3 separate regions of the Homo sapiens genome follow, and all the other regions are linked to region 1. The links are chromatin contacts, found by Hi-C or POLR2A ChIA-PET in ENCODE. All regions are on one chromosome and are shown on one strand. The core of a region is the stretch at or near the end of the contact, and the rest is flanking DNA. Distances in the headings are between cores, read along the strand shown.

The links. A loop is a pair of places that touch in the nucleus more often than their neighbours do. ChIA-PET counts read pairs that join two places held with the same protein, here RNA polymerase II (POLR2A). Pooled maps may share reads with other maps.
Region 2: a loop to region 1 is called in a map of natural killer cell, with 10 times the contacts of the local background. The contact joins two enhancer-like sites. A Hi-C loop is called at or near these places in 1 of 168 maps with a recorded cell type or tissue (natural killer cell), 2 of 37 single-sample maps with no recorded cell type and 11 of 50 pooled maps. POLR2A ChIA-PET finds 5 or more read pairs at or near these places in 1 of 52 experiments (activated T-cell).
Region 3: a loop to region 1 is called in a pooled map, with 4 times the contacts of the local background. The contact joins two enhancer-like sites. A Hi-C loop is called at or near these places in 1 of 168 maps with a recorded cell type or tissue (endothelial cell of umbilical vein) and 10 of 50 pooled maps. POLR2A ChIA-PET finds 5 or more read pairs at or near these places in 4 of 52 experiments (A673, BJ, HepG2 and 1 more).

What each region holds. Positions count from the first base shown.
Region 1 is chr20:10,348,172-10,352,785 of GRCh38, forward strand. It overlaps the pseudogene RPL23AP6. Among named protein-coding and RNA genes, the nearest start is that of MKKS, 84 kb to the right of the region's middle. RefSeq lists an enhancer at 2,695-2,924. Within about 2 kb of position 2,825, at least 6 of the 41 ENCODE cell types and tissues checked have a DNase peak (open chromatin) inside an H3K27ac peak, as active enhancers do.
Region 2 is chr20:10,509,258-10,513,948 of GRCh38, forward strand. The region is part of intron 2 of SLX4IP (SLX4 interacting protein); the gene reads left to right. Among named protein-coding and RNA genes, the nearest start is that of SLX4IP, 76 kb to the left of the region's middle. RefSeq lists enhancers at 2,164-2,643, 2,384-2,678. Within about 2 kb of position 2,379, at least 29 of the 41 ENCODE cell types and tissues checked have a DNase peak (open chromatin) inside an H3K27ac peak, as active enhancers do.
Region 3 is chr20:10,556,505-10,560,956 of GRCh38, forward strand. SLX4IP (SLX4 interacting protein) reads left to right here. Exons shown (of 8, transcript NM_001009608.3): 4 at 4,196-4,316. Among named protein-coding and RNA genes, the nearest start is that of MIR6870, 91 kb to the right of the region's middle. RefSeq lists an enhancer at 2,239-2,618. Within about 2 kb of position 2,352, at least 8 of the 41 ENCODE cell types and tissues checked have a DNase peak (open chromatin) inside an H3K27ac peak, as active enhancers do.

The DNA of each region.
Region 1 (4,614 bases), core at 1,575-4,074:
TGTAAAAATCCAAACACACACACACACACACACATTTGATTCATAGGTTTTTGAATCAAACCTATCCCTTAATATTGGTTTGTTGTATGATCATTCTTCTAGCTACCGGCTAGTCCTCTCTGGCAGATAATCAATGGCACCTGTCAAAAGTTTAAGATGCATAATATTTTTTAAAAGTATTGTAGAAAAACAAGTTTAAGAAAAATTTCCTTGAGTTATTTTTCCCCAAACTGGAATACAGTTACATTTTAGCCAAAGCCCTTGCGTTCGCTTATAGAAGATAAACCTTCTGTTGCAACCAAGGAGACAATTCCAATCTATCTCATGAGCTGCATGGAAATCTGAAGGTCAAAAAACTCTGAATGTCTTTCTTCTGTTATCCTTGTTAAAAAATAATATATCCCATCTGGAAATTTGGAGCTTGAGTCCTCTGTGGTAAGTGCTTCCTTTGTTGTTATGTAATCTTTATTTTCTAAATTCTTTACCACTAGTTGTGTAAAGTTGGTCCTGATGTAGGTACAGACATACACACGCCTCGGTTAAGAGTAAAGGTTTTGAATAAGCTGGCTTCTCTGACCAGAATATTGCTAGAATGTAAGCACTGTGAGTACACAGGCCTCCATATATTTTGCTCACTGCTGTTTCCCTCGAGAAGTCCCTGGCATTTGGTGAAGGCTTGATCAATATTTGTTGAGTGTTTTTATGGTTGAAATCATTGTTTATGTTCCATTAGCTTTCACCATTTTTTTTTCATACCTCTGTATTAGTTTCCTAGGGCTGCCATAACAAATTACCAAAAACTTGGTGGCTTTAAACAACAGAAGTTTATTCTCTCACGGTTCTAGAGTTTGTAAGTCTGAAATCAAGCTGTTAGCAAGGCCACACTCCCTCCAAGGCTGTAGGGGGGTATTTTTCCTTGTCTCTTCTAGTTTCTTTTTTCTGGTGAAAAGATACATATATTTAGAATTAGCCAGCCAGACTCAGTTTAGATGATCCCAATTTTGTTGGCAACATCCAAAGCATCATAATCAGGACCCAGAAGAATATGTGCCTTCTTCTCTCTATCAGTCCTAACCAGGGTGTTGACCTTGGCCACATCAATGTCACAGAGCTTTTTCACAGCCTGTTTGATCTGGTGCTTGTTGGCTTTAACATCCACAATGAACACAGGTGTGCTGTTGTCTTCTGTCTTCTTCATGGGAGACTCAGTGGTCAGCAGAAACTTGATGATGACATAGTGGCCAAGCTTGTTTCTCCTGGGGGTGCTCTTTCGAGGATATTTGGGCTGCCTCTGAAGTCACAGTGTCTTGGTGGGCGGGGGTCGTGCAGATTTTCTTTATGTGTGTGTGTATGTGGCTGTGGACACCTTTCAGCACTGCCTTCTTGGCCTTCAAAGCCTTTGCTTTGGCCTTGGCTTTAGGAGGGACGGAAGCTTCCTTCTTCATCTTTGGCACCATCTTGTGAAAAGCTCTCTTCTAGTTTCTGATGTCTCCAGGCATCCCTTGGCTTGTAGCTGCACAACTCCAATCTCTGCCTCCATCTTCACATGGTCCTCCCCTATGTCTGCTTCTGCTCTTCTTTTTATAAGCACATTTGTCATTGGATTTGGGGCCCACCTAGTTAATCCAGGATGGTTTAATCTTGAGATTCTTCACTTAATTTACACCAACAAAGACTCTTTTTCCAAATAAGATCACATTCACACTCACACGTATCTGAAGTTGGAACTTGGACATGTTTTTCATGGCCACGATGCAACCCATTACAATGTCTAACTACCAATATTAAGATTCTATTCATTCAACACACATTTTTAAAATATCTATTATGTTCCAGGCACCAAATGGTGAGGATGCAAATATCAGCATGATGTGGCCACTGTCCTTCCTTAGCCAGATGACAACTTATCAAAGGTTTTTATCCTAATCCTTCTGTAATAAAATATATTTTAAATTCACATAAAAGGATATCTTATCTACTCTGAATCCCTTCGTATTAATTTTTCCATAAATTCTAAAGAACACTCTTCATTGTTACTTTTTCAATTGTCCTATTATTCATTTTTCAGATGTTATTAGCTCGAGGTCATTTCTTTCAAAAAATTTCATGATGTGAAACCATTTTAATTAGTTTCAACATATTTTCTTTCACCACAAGTCAAAGTACAGGAGCAGTAAACTTAGCAAGAACCCATTCATCCCTGTACCATTTTGTCATTAAGGTAACATCAATATCCCTCCGGCTGAGGTTAGCCATATCTTATCATGGCCTGGTTTCTTTGGAAAGCAGAGCCTGAGAACATATAGGTAGTTTATTTGGGAAATAATTCCAGGAAGCAGGAGTGTCAGATGGGGGCGGTTTGGAGGGGAACAGGGGATCAGGGAATCAAGAGGGAGAAACTAAACAGGAATACATTGCCAATTGAGCCCTCACAATGCAGTAACTGGTTTTTGCCCCCGTAAGACTTTCTGATTTTTTTTTTTTTTTGAGATGGAGTCTCACTCTGTTTCCCAGGCTGGAGTACAGTCACTGCAACCTCCGCCTCCCCAGTTCAAGCAATTCTCTTGCCTCAGCCTCCCGAGTAGCTGGGACGACTGGTGTGTGCCAGCTAATTTTTGCGTTTTTAGTAGAGATGGGGTTTCACCATGTTGATCAGGCTGGTCTCGAACTCCTGACCTCGTGATCCAACAGCCTCAGCCTCCCAAAGTGCTGGGATTACAGGCGTGAGCCACTTCGCCTGGCCTACTCCCTTACTTTCTTAGTAAACTTGCTTTCACTTTACTCTGTCATCTCACTTTTGATTTCCTTCCTGCATGAAGGCAAGAACCCATGTGACCTCCCAGGCTGCACCCCCTTGAGGTTCACCCTGTGAAAGAATGACTCACAGGACTCAGGAAAACACTGTACTTACAATTACTCTTTTCCCATAAAGGATACAAATGAATAGTCAGATGAAAAAACATATGATGGCAAGATCTGGAAGGGTCTTGAGCACAGGAGCTTCTGTCCCCATGGAGCCAGGGTCTGCCACCCTCCTGGTACATCAATGTGTGCACCAACTGGGAAGCAGTTCACACCTCATCATTCAGAGCTTTTATTGAAGTTTTATTATGTAGGCATGATTGAATCAGTCATTAGCCACATTAGCCTCAGTTTCTGGCCTCCCCTCCTCAGCAGGCAGGGACTGGGGCTGAAGGTTCCAACCCTCTCACCACATGGTTGATTTTCCTAGCTGCCACCCCCCATCCTGAAGCTCTCTAGGGGCTCTGCCAAAAGTTACCTTATTAGCATATACTTGGATATAGCAAAAGTGGCTCATTATGAATAACAAAAGACACTCCTGTCATTAAGGAAATTCCAAGAGTTTCTGAAACTCTGTGGCAGGAAACAGGGGCAAAGACCAAATACTTTTTTTTTTTTTTTGAGACGGAGTTTCAAAACTTGTCACCCAGGCTGGAGTGCAATGGCGTGATATTGGCTCACTGCAACCTCCGCCTCCCGGGTTCAAGTGATTCTCCTACCTCAGCCTCCCAAGTAGCCTAAATACATGTTTTGATTATTCACAGTACAACACATAGGGAGTGCTCACTGAACACTGACGATTGTTATTCTCGAGGTGTGGAAGCTGTGTCATAGACCACAATCATCACAACCACCCCTGGAACAAACACCTCTGCTGTGTTAACTTTTGAATTAAAAAAGTAAATCTTAATTTAAAAAAAAGAATTTTCAGGCCAGGCACAGTGGCTCATGCCTGTAATCCCAGTACTTTGGGAGGCCTAGGCGGGCAGATCACCTGAGGTCAGGAGTTTGAGACCAGCCTGGTCAACATGGTGAAATCCCGTCTCTACTAAAAATACAAAAAATTAGCTGGGTGTGGTGGTGCGTGCCTGTAATCCCTGCTACTTTGGGGGCTAAGATAGGAGAATCACTTGAACCGGGAGATAGAGGTTGCAGTGAGCCGAGATCGCGCCACTGTACTCTAGCCTGGGTGACAGAGTGAGACTCCGTCTCAAGAAAAACAAAATTCAGAGCAGAAGATTTGGAAATGTTACAGATCACAAGCTCTTTGGTTTCCCATGTAATAAAAATTAATACGGGGCCAGGTAGTTTTCCCAGTCAAGGTTTTTATTTTGGAGCTTGTGCTCAAGCTCAAGGAAGACAGTGGAGGTACAAGGACTCCCTGAAAAAGCTGGTTGGGGCTTTTTTATTAGGCAAAGCACGGGAATTAACATCAGGTGTAGGGTATGCAGGCTGGGTTGGGCAAAGCATGTGAGGGGTAGATTATTCAGTTAGCATATCTGGTTGCAATGTTTATCTTGAGTAATGGACCACCTGGTGGTCTGGCTGGCAGCAACAAAGCTGTAAATCAATTGTTCAGCATTCCTTCCCAAGGTGGGACAGTCCACAATATTTAGATTTCCTAAGCCAGTTTCTGGAATTCTTTACGTAAAAGGCATGGTTACATGTTATGAAAGCGCGGAAGAACGGCTGTTTTCTTTGTGTGACTAAAGCCTTGGGATTCGTGGGCATATCACCAGCGAGTGGTGTGGGTTTTGTGATCAGTGGAACTAGAGAAAAAGAAAAAAAAATATGTGAAGGAGGAGCTGCATC
Region 2 (4,691 bases), core at 1,129-3,628, 160 kb after region 1:
TCAATTATAAAGATAGTGGGGAACATGGAGATAATCTCATTCCAGCTTATAGTTTTGCAGTTGAAGAAACTAAAGCCCTGAATGGAAAATGACTGAGATCACCGAGTTGATAGTCACCAGCAGAGCACCGTCCCCACTGTGGAACAGTGACCACCATGGGTGAAATTGCTCTGATTTTGGGCTGTAATTTATCTGAACCAGTAAGTTGGACAGCCTTGGCAACACTATAAAGTAGAGGGTCGCTCTCCTGTACCTCATTTCCCAAGTGTGGTAGGATATCGCCTTGATACAGACCAGATTCTCTTCCTGTTAAAGAAAAGTAGTTTGCAGCTGATTCACTATGTGGACGAAGATCCATCCAGAAAGATGTTCATTGCAGCATTGTTTACAGTGGTGAAAAAATGGGGACAGTTGGTCCCGCATTGGGATGATGAATACATTTTTTTTTTTTTTTTAAGCCACAGAGTCTCACTTTCTTGCCCAGGCTGGAATGCAGTGGTGCGATCATAGCTCACTACAAAGCCCTGGCTCAAGCAGTCCTCCCCTTCGGCTTTCCCAGTATCTGGGACTACAGGTGTGTACCACCATGCCTAACTATTTTTTAATTTTAAAAATTTCTTTAGAGGCAGGGCCTTGCTTTGCTGCCCAGGCTGGCCTCAAACTTCTGCCTCGGCCTCCCAAATTGCTGGGATTACAGGTGTGAGCCACTGCACCAGCCTGATGAATAAATTTTGACACAGCAATATAATAGAATATTATGCAGCTATTAACATTCTGTGTACAGAATTTTAAATAACAAGGTCATTGAAAAAGTCACTGGTCATTTTTGAGCCTAATGTTATAATATTAAGTCAAACAGGCAGAATTAAAAGGAAGAATAACAATATAATTTTAAATTTTTAAAATTTCCTTTTTAAAAGAAGAAAATGGTCAAAGCATTTACTAGTCACTCTTCTTGATTGGTGAAGGGAAAGAGGCTGTGTGCCGTCCATGCACTGGATACTACATCTGTCATGTCTGTGACACTGCCATGTGGTTTTTACCCTTGATTTGTATTCAGACTGAACAAATGATCCCCAAGCCCTTAGGGTGCTAAAGAGTGCATGAGCCATACTCCTTGTGGCCACACACACCTTTCATCCTGGATAATGGGCAGCTGGGGCCACAGGCCCATTGTGCAGTCAAGTATCTTGCTTCCTGCTAGTATCAGCGGGGAGCACGGAGCCCTGCTGGTGGAGCCTGTCCAGCTCTACTAAAGATAGAGCAAGCTGCAGTGAAAGAGAGCCTGGCCATGGCCTTAGGTGCCTTGCAAATTATTGTTGTTATTATTATTATTATTATTATTTTTATTATTTTTTTTTTTTTTGAGATGCAGTCTCGCTCTGTCACCAGACTGGACTGCAGTGGCGCAATCTCGGCTCACTGCAACCTCCACCTCCCGGGTTCAAGTGATTGTCCCGCCTCAGCCTCCCAAGTAGCTGGGACTACAGGCGCCCACCACCATGCATGTCTAACTTTTTGTATTTTTAGTAGAGACAGGGTTTCACCATGTTCGCCAGGATGGTCTCGATCTCTCGACCTCATGATCCACCTACCTTGGCCTCCCAAAGTGCTGGGATTACAGGCGTGAGCCATCGCACCCGGCGGTGCCTGGCAAATTATTAATGGGCCCAGGGTGAATGGACGCAGCATGAATTGGGCACACTGTACCTTTGAAGGACCCTGCCAGCCAAAACCACTGGGCCTGTTGTTGGAGACAGGGCCGCTTCCCGGGTGACTTTATCAGAGAACCTGGCTTTGGTGCCGTGTTCTTGTCCCTCCATTTACCTTTTTGGCAAAATGGAACCAAGTTGTGTCCTTATTCTGTTCTGAGTTGATGGTGGTCCTTTAAAACTTAAAAAGTTTGCAATATGTTGTTCTCATAATCTGCTGACACCTATTTACTCTCTGGTGTATCCTACATATTTCCCCGTTCTTAAGATGGGGCTGATGGTGTGCGTTCCCAAAGCTTTCTTCATCATAGTCTCAGATAAAAACACATGGCACTGGCAGTCTTAGTCAGATCCTCACTCTCCTGCAATCCCTTCTGAATCCTCCATGCCATGGGGCTCACACTGCCCTAGGGATACTGTCAGGGATGTTGAACTCCATGAGACTGTCTGTTCACCTGACTCCCAGGCAGACAGTAAGGCGATCAGGCTTTTCCTTAAGTTGAGCTGAAAGCTGAAATCTGCCTCCTTGAAACCTACCTCCAGCTGTTTTAATTTTGCCAGCAGAGTATGTCCAGCTCTTCACCAGTAACAGCAAGCACAAATGACTAATTTAAGAAAAGCAGTACAGCAGCTGGACGTGTTCCATCTTCTTTGATGCTCACCACCTCCCTGTGAGGAAAGTACTCTTACTACCCCAGCTTCGCAGATGACACTTGGAAAACGTAAGGACCCACAGTTAGGTGGCCAGACTGAGAGCAGAGTGCTGAGTCACCACACGGTGCTGACTCACCCTCTTCACGTGACAGCCCTTCCTGTGTGTGGAGACCACAGTGGTTTTCTTCTTCTCTAGTAAATAGTTGAGTTCCTTTGACCATTCCATGTGTAATAATGTTCATTAAGTATGAAACTAAAATTTATTGAAATTTAACATGAAATTGTTGCATAGTAAAAACTCATGCCTATCATAAGAGAAGTAATTTGGTATTTTTTTCTTGTCAGATAATAGCATACAAATGTGAGATTATGGGATTGGAAAGCAATGTCTCTGAGTTACTTGAGTCTAGAACAGGGGTTGGCAAAATTTTTCTGTAAATAGCCAAATAATACATCCTTTAGACTTTGTGAGTGATAGAGTTTCTGTTGCATTAACTCATCTCTGCCATTATTGCACAAAAGCAGACATAGGCAATATGTAAACAAGTGAGCATGGCTGTGTTCTAGTAAAATGTTATTTGCAAAAACAGGCAACAGCTGGGTTTTGACCTTGGCTTATAATTTTCACTTAATGGGGTTTTTCTTGATAATGAGAAAGAATTTACAAGTGGGTGCTAAGTAGGAGAATCCTAGATGTTTTGTTATAATTATTAATAGCACCCCTTTTTAGTTTCAAAAATGTCTTGGTCAATAAATTAACGTATTGTCATCCTGGTATTATGTCACTTTAAGTATTTTTTTTTAAAGAGATGGGTTTTGCTCTGTCAACCAGGCTGGAGTTCAGTGGTACAATCATACCTCTTCTGGGCTCAAATGATCTCCTGCCTCAGCCTTCCAAGTAGCTAGGACTACAGCTGTGCCCCACCATCCCTGTCTAATTTTATATATATATAGGTGTGTGTATATATACATTATATATATATAAAATATATATAGTATTATATATTATATATAGTATATATAGTATTTTTTATATATAGTATATATATTGTGTATATATATTTTATATATAGTATATATAGTGTATATATATTTTATATATAGTATATGTATTGTGTATATATATTTTATGTATATATATACACACACACACTCTATATATATATATATATATATATATATATATATATATATATATAGTTGTTGTTGTTATTGCCTAGGCTGGTCTTGAACTCCTGGCTTCAAGCACTTCTCCCTCCTGCCTTAGCTTCCCAAAGTGGTAGAATTTCAGGTGTGAGTCACCACACCCAGCCACTTTAAATTTCTTAATGAGACTAAGGTGAAATAGAAACTTTGGTTTATGTCCTTACCATGGTCAGTCATTTTTTGTTACAACAGAACTTTTCTGCATCAGGTGACTTTTCCATAGATTTCTATCCTGTCCTAGTCCAGGAAGAGGTCCTGGCAGTGAAGGAAAACTCAAGGAGGGAAAACGAAGACCTCCTAGAGGAGCATCCCTAGCTTACTTTTTGGGAGTAGTGCCTGTGTGCTGGACACTGTACCAAAGGCTTTATATATGGCCTATCTTAGGAAACAGCTGCTAACCCCAGGAGTTAAGTATGATTATTATTTCAGTTTTACTGACGAGGAAACTGAAGCACAGAAGCTTAGGAAATTTGCCTAGGGTCACAGAGCTGGAAATTTGGTTTGGATTCAGGCCTACACTGTCTGGCTCCAGAACCCAAGCTGGGAGATTGAACAGGTGTGAAATAATTAAATCTAATAAATCAGTCAAATCAAAGCAGGAGAAGATTGGGATGAGGTTAAGAGGTGGAAGACATACCTCTCATCCTATCCATCTTAGGTACAAACATCATGGAAGTCGGGGGTATTAGCTGCACCTTTTCATTACAAAATCCTTAGGCCTGCTGGTTAAGAGAAATCTCAGGGCACTGGAGAGACTTGAGGGCAGAAGATGCCAGGTGGGCAAGGGCATCCTTGGATTTAGGAAGAGTAGGAGGCTGCCTTTTGCATTAGAGCTGCCTCTGGCATTCCCAGGGTTTTGTCTGGCTGGGCCCAAGGGCTAGAAGGACTGGAGGAGTCCTAGCTGTGCCTATCACTGGCCATTGCCCCTCTGCAGCAGAGTAGTCAGTATGCAGCACAGCATCTGCCTGGCACTTAAGATGTGCATCTCTGTGGGACACCTGTGGCTTCTAGCGAGGACAGTGGAGGGAGAGTGGCCCACACTAGTCTCTGGACTCTTATACTTTAGGCCCCCTACTTCTAGCTCAGTGATTTAAGGAGAACACCAAGTTGTACATAATT
Region 3 (4,452 bases), core at 1,102-3,601, 210 kb after region 1:
ACATTCATAAACTTCATATGATACTGTATTATTTAAACCAGACATTTTATACCTCTTTGTTTTGGGGGAAGGATTTCTATATATTCAAAAAGAGGAGAAGAAGAAGAAGAAGTTAAAGTGACTATTTCAGTAATCAGGGATTTTAACCTGACTGGTTGTGAAGGATGGCCTGAGCACCTGAAGCAGGTGTGGCAGTTAACACAAGGCTGAACCTTCACACCCATCTTAAAGCCTCAGCTTTTATTTTCTATCATCCTTGTATTATCATGAGCCTTTGACAAGTCAGGAAATACTTGACGGTGTTCCTTCTCACAATGGTCAGTCAGGAAAGCCAGTAGCCGGGGGCTTAGCAGAGCATGATGCTGGACTTCACTGAGCCTCAGCCTCCTCATCTGAAAGTGAAGAGGTTTGCCTAGATGCCAAATTCACTCCTGGTTCTAAGTTTCAACAATCCCACCCAAGTGCTGCTTGTGGTGGAGGCTTACAAGCTGCACTGAGCTCTCACCATTGCTTTGCCTCCTTCTCTGATCCCTGCTCACCAGAGAGCAGGAGTAACCAGCTTGTGGCTTTTACACACCTTTAAAAATATCATTATCCGTGATGTCCATTTACCACAGTTGCTTTTTAGACTGAGAAATAAAAATCAGATTTGTTAAAATATAGTATATGGCGAAGAAACTATTGACAGTGGTGAAAAAACAAAAAGCCACCCTTTTCTGTGATAATTGCTTTTAATTAGCTTTTGGAGCTCACTAGAAAAAAGATCCCCACCCCCCAAAAAAGATTTTATAGGATAATACATTTTCATTCAAAGGATAATATTATCAAGACTTTGCTGTCATTATTTTGCAAAGAATACCTGGTGACCTAAAGCTGAGAAAAGGAAGGCACAAGGTTCTGTATGGTGGGATTTATCATTCAGGTAAATAACTGTGGACTCTTCTCTTCAGGACTTTTAAATATTTAGCAAGTCAATCAACATCTCCTACTGCCACTTACCTTCATATAATTCCACTCCTAGCTTACTAACGCATGTTGCTGTGATTCAAAACTGTTCACTCGTTTCCCCAAAGTGACCAATAGTCACCCAAGGGGACCTCACCCCAAAATCTTCTGACTTGACTTAAATTAACAATGTTATGGAATCCACCATTCCAGGCCTGTTCTCCATTCCCTTTCGGCTTTGCCACCTTAGACCTTTATCGGCCTTAGACCTTTCTTGTTAATATTGAGTCCGTTTTGCCCAAGATTCAGTTAATTTGGAATGCTTTAGAATAAAGCCCTGGGTGTGTGAATCACCTCATAGCCAAAGCGTGAGGCTAGGTTTTTGTTTTTTTAGGAGCCACATGCAGCTGCGTGGATGCTCATAGTACCTACTTGAGGGCAGCAGGGCATGACTTAGCAAAGCTGTGCAGTGCATGACAGGACCTGCAGAGCAGTGCTGCACTGGCAGCTGCAAGGGGCAGGTCGCTGTAGCAGGCTGAGCTTGCCTCTCAAAACCAAATGGTCGGTTTGCTGCTGCTTCTTTAATTTGCCCTTTTAAAATGTATATTGGCCAGGTGCAGTGACACACACCTGTAATCCCAGCACTTTGGGAGCCCAAGGCAGGCGGATTGCCTGAGTCTAGGAGTTCAAGACCAGCCTGGGCAACATGGTGAACCCCCATCTCTATAAAAAGTATAAAAATTAGCCAGATGTGGTGGCTTGTGTCTGGAATCCCAGCTACTCTGGAGGCTGAGGTGGGGGGATCACTTGAGCCCAGGAGGTTAAGGCTGCAGTGAGAGTTGTGATCATGCCACTGAACTCCACCATGGGTGGCAGAGTGAGACCCTGTCTCAAAAAAAAAAAAAAAAAAAAACAATTCGCTGATGTTAAAATTCCTCTGGGATCATTTGTGTGTGCGTAAGAAAGGAGAAAAGCTAGTTGAAGAAAGGCTATGACTTTAGCTTAGGTTCAGTGTCCCCAGGCTTTCATCTTCTTTATCCTTAGATCCTCTCATGATTGGGATTTTATGAGCAACCAATTTGATTCCATTTTAACAGTCATTTTATACAGTGAAAGCCTAAGAATATCCAGTTCCTTTTTAGAAAAAAGAACTAATTACATGTATTAACATATGTTTATTTTGAGTGCAGCACGAGTAGTCTTTGTACCCAAACAGTTGAAGTCAAACTGTTCCATGTGTCAACTCGAGGAAGCGAGCACAGCCCGTTAGCCTAGAGATGCCCTCTGCATCTCTGTCTTGAGCACTGATTTTAACTTGTTCTTCTTATCTGCCCCTCAAAGGTAGCTGAGAAGTTTTCTTTTCTTGCATTGTTGTGGTTCTGAAGAGAAAGCTTCATGACGTGTGGTGTGGTCGGTTACTGGTGTCTATCACACTGCACTTGGTCTACCTTGCATTCGTCAAACTGACTCACAGAAGGAAAGCCCCACAGCTAGAGGGAGAAAGTTTGTGTGTATGAGCCTTTGCTTTATTTTTGTCATGCTATTTTTAGTTTTAGCCTTATAGGGCATTTATAGCCAAATTTTAGCAATCCTTGTTTCCATGTATGTCTTTCACATATTTTCTAGCCCAGTCATAGTTGAACTCTGCATGTGAAGCAAAATTCTTTAATTGTTTTTTAAAAAAAAAAAAACCTATGAGGCGGCAAGGCTGCCTTTTTGTTGTGTGAACAATGCCGAAACACTCAACTGTAAAGGGATATCTCTGTATTCCATGAGGCACTGCATCTTTAGGCTGCAACATGAAAAGCAGGAGAGAGGAAACCAGTGTTTGTACTTTATCTAGAAACTCACACTCATGAGTTAAATCAAGGGTTTTCTATATTGTTTGAGGAGTACAAGTGTTTTTAATAAAGGAAAAGTTTTGCTATCATTGCTCTTTAGAACAGCTAAAAATTTTGTTGTTTTAATTTGTGAAGATTCTAAGAGATCAACCTGAGATGACATTGCAAGAAACCAGCAAAACAGGTTTGAGGTGACCTGGGCAACTCTGAGTTTTCTGCAGTCTTTGGGAATTAAACAGGAATCATCAGTTCTTATACATCAGTTCTTAATCTAAATTAAGAAATTTAGATTTGTGTATGATTTTACTCTCTTTTTCTACATTAGGTCACAATTTCCTGTTAGTGCAGGAAACAACTGCAAAGAGTATCTTCCCATTGTGTTGGGCTTAAATTTTTGTTTACCTTTATTATAAATAACACCAAAACAATAAAACAATTGACCTATCCTGAAACTTACTAGTGATAAGGAATACTGAAATTGAATTAAAACCATGTGTTTCTGTCGCCTAATAAATGTTAATCTACTTTAGAGAAATTATATTATTTTCACTGTTAGTACATGAGTGTAGTACGTTTTTACAAAAACAAAGGCATATACAGTATCATCAACAAGAGCGTAGAAGAAAATAGGATTAGTGATTTCCAGTTCTCTGCTTAACTCACTGCTCAACAGTTTCCTTCTTGAGTAGATTTGTAAACCCAAGACCAGAAACTAATGAATGATGGTGTTTAGATTTTTAAAAATTTTTAGACCAAGTTTGAAAAATGGGATAGTTTATATAAAAATTACTGTTTCTGACTCCTTTTGAACAAAGATCTAGCAACACTGTGCCTATAAACATGAAACAGTCCCCTAAAACCATGGGGGGCTGCTTGCTGTTGACTGGGCTGTGGTGTGGGTTCCCCATGCCGTTGCACCAGCAGTGGATGAATATGCCCTTACTCCTGGCCCCATCCCTGTCTACAGTCCCCTGGCCACACTGGGTGTTTCCCTGGGGCCCTTGATGCCAGCCAGTGTTGGCTCTTCTTGACTTATTTCTTCTATTTGTCACAGTACAACTGATTGATACTTATATGAAAGCATTCTTTACCATACTTATTACCTCCTTGCCCTGATGTTTACACTGAAATATTTTTATCTTTCTTTTAGAAATATGAAACTGAGGCAGAAAGAAATGAAATGACTTTCCCAGATCACACAGTGAGCCAACATCATGGTTTCGAGCAAACTTCAGTAGCAAATTTAAATTTGCGGTGTTATTCATGAGCACATATGACATTCCTTTCAACATTCACAGCTAAATTAAAAAGCAAAATGAAATGAAATGTTCATTGTTAACTTTTTAATATATATGTTAATTTTTTTGCATTAAATTTGAAGGTTATATCTAATTTTTTATTTGCTTTAGGAAGTCTGTTTACTGTTAAAAGAAACCATTGATTCAAGAGTTCAGGAGTACTTGGAAGTTCGCAAACAGCACAGGCCATCAAATGCAGAATTCACAAGATCCAATCCCTTGTCCTTAAAAGGTAGGCACAGAGCACTTTGATTTTGGACAAAAAATAAATAGAATTTCTGCTCCGTAGAGATGGCAATTATGTTTGACTCTGACTGTCATGTTAGTATAGTGATACATTTTAAAAATATGTCCTAATGAAGATACTT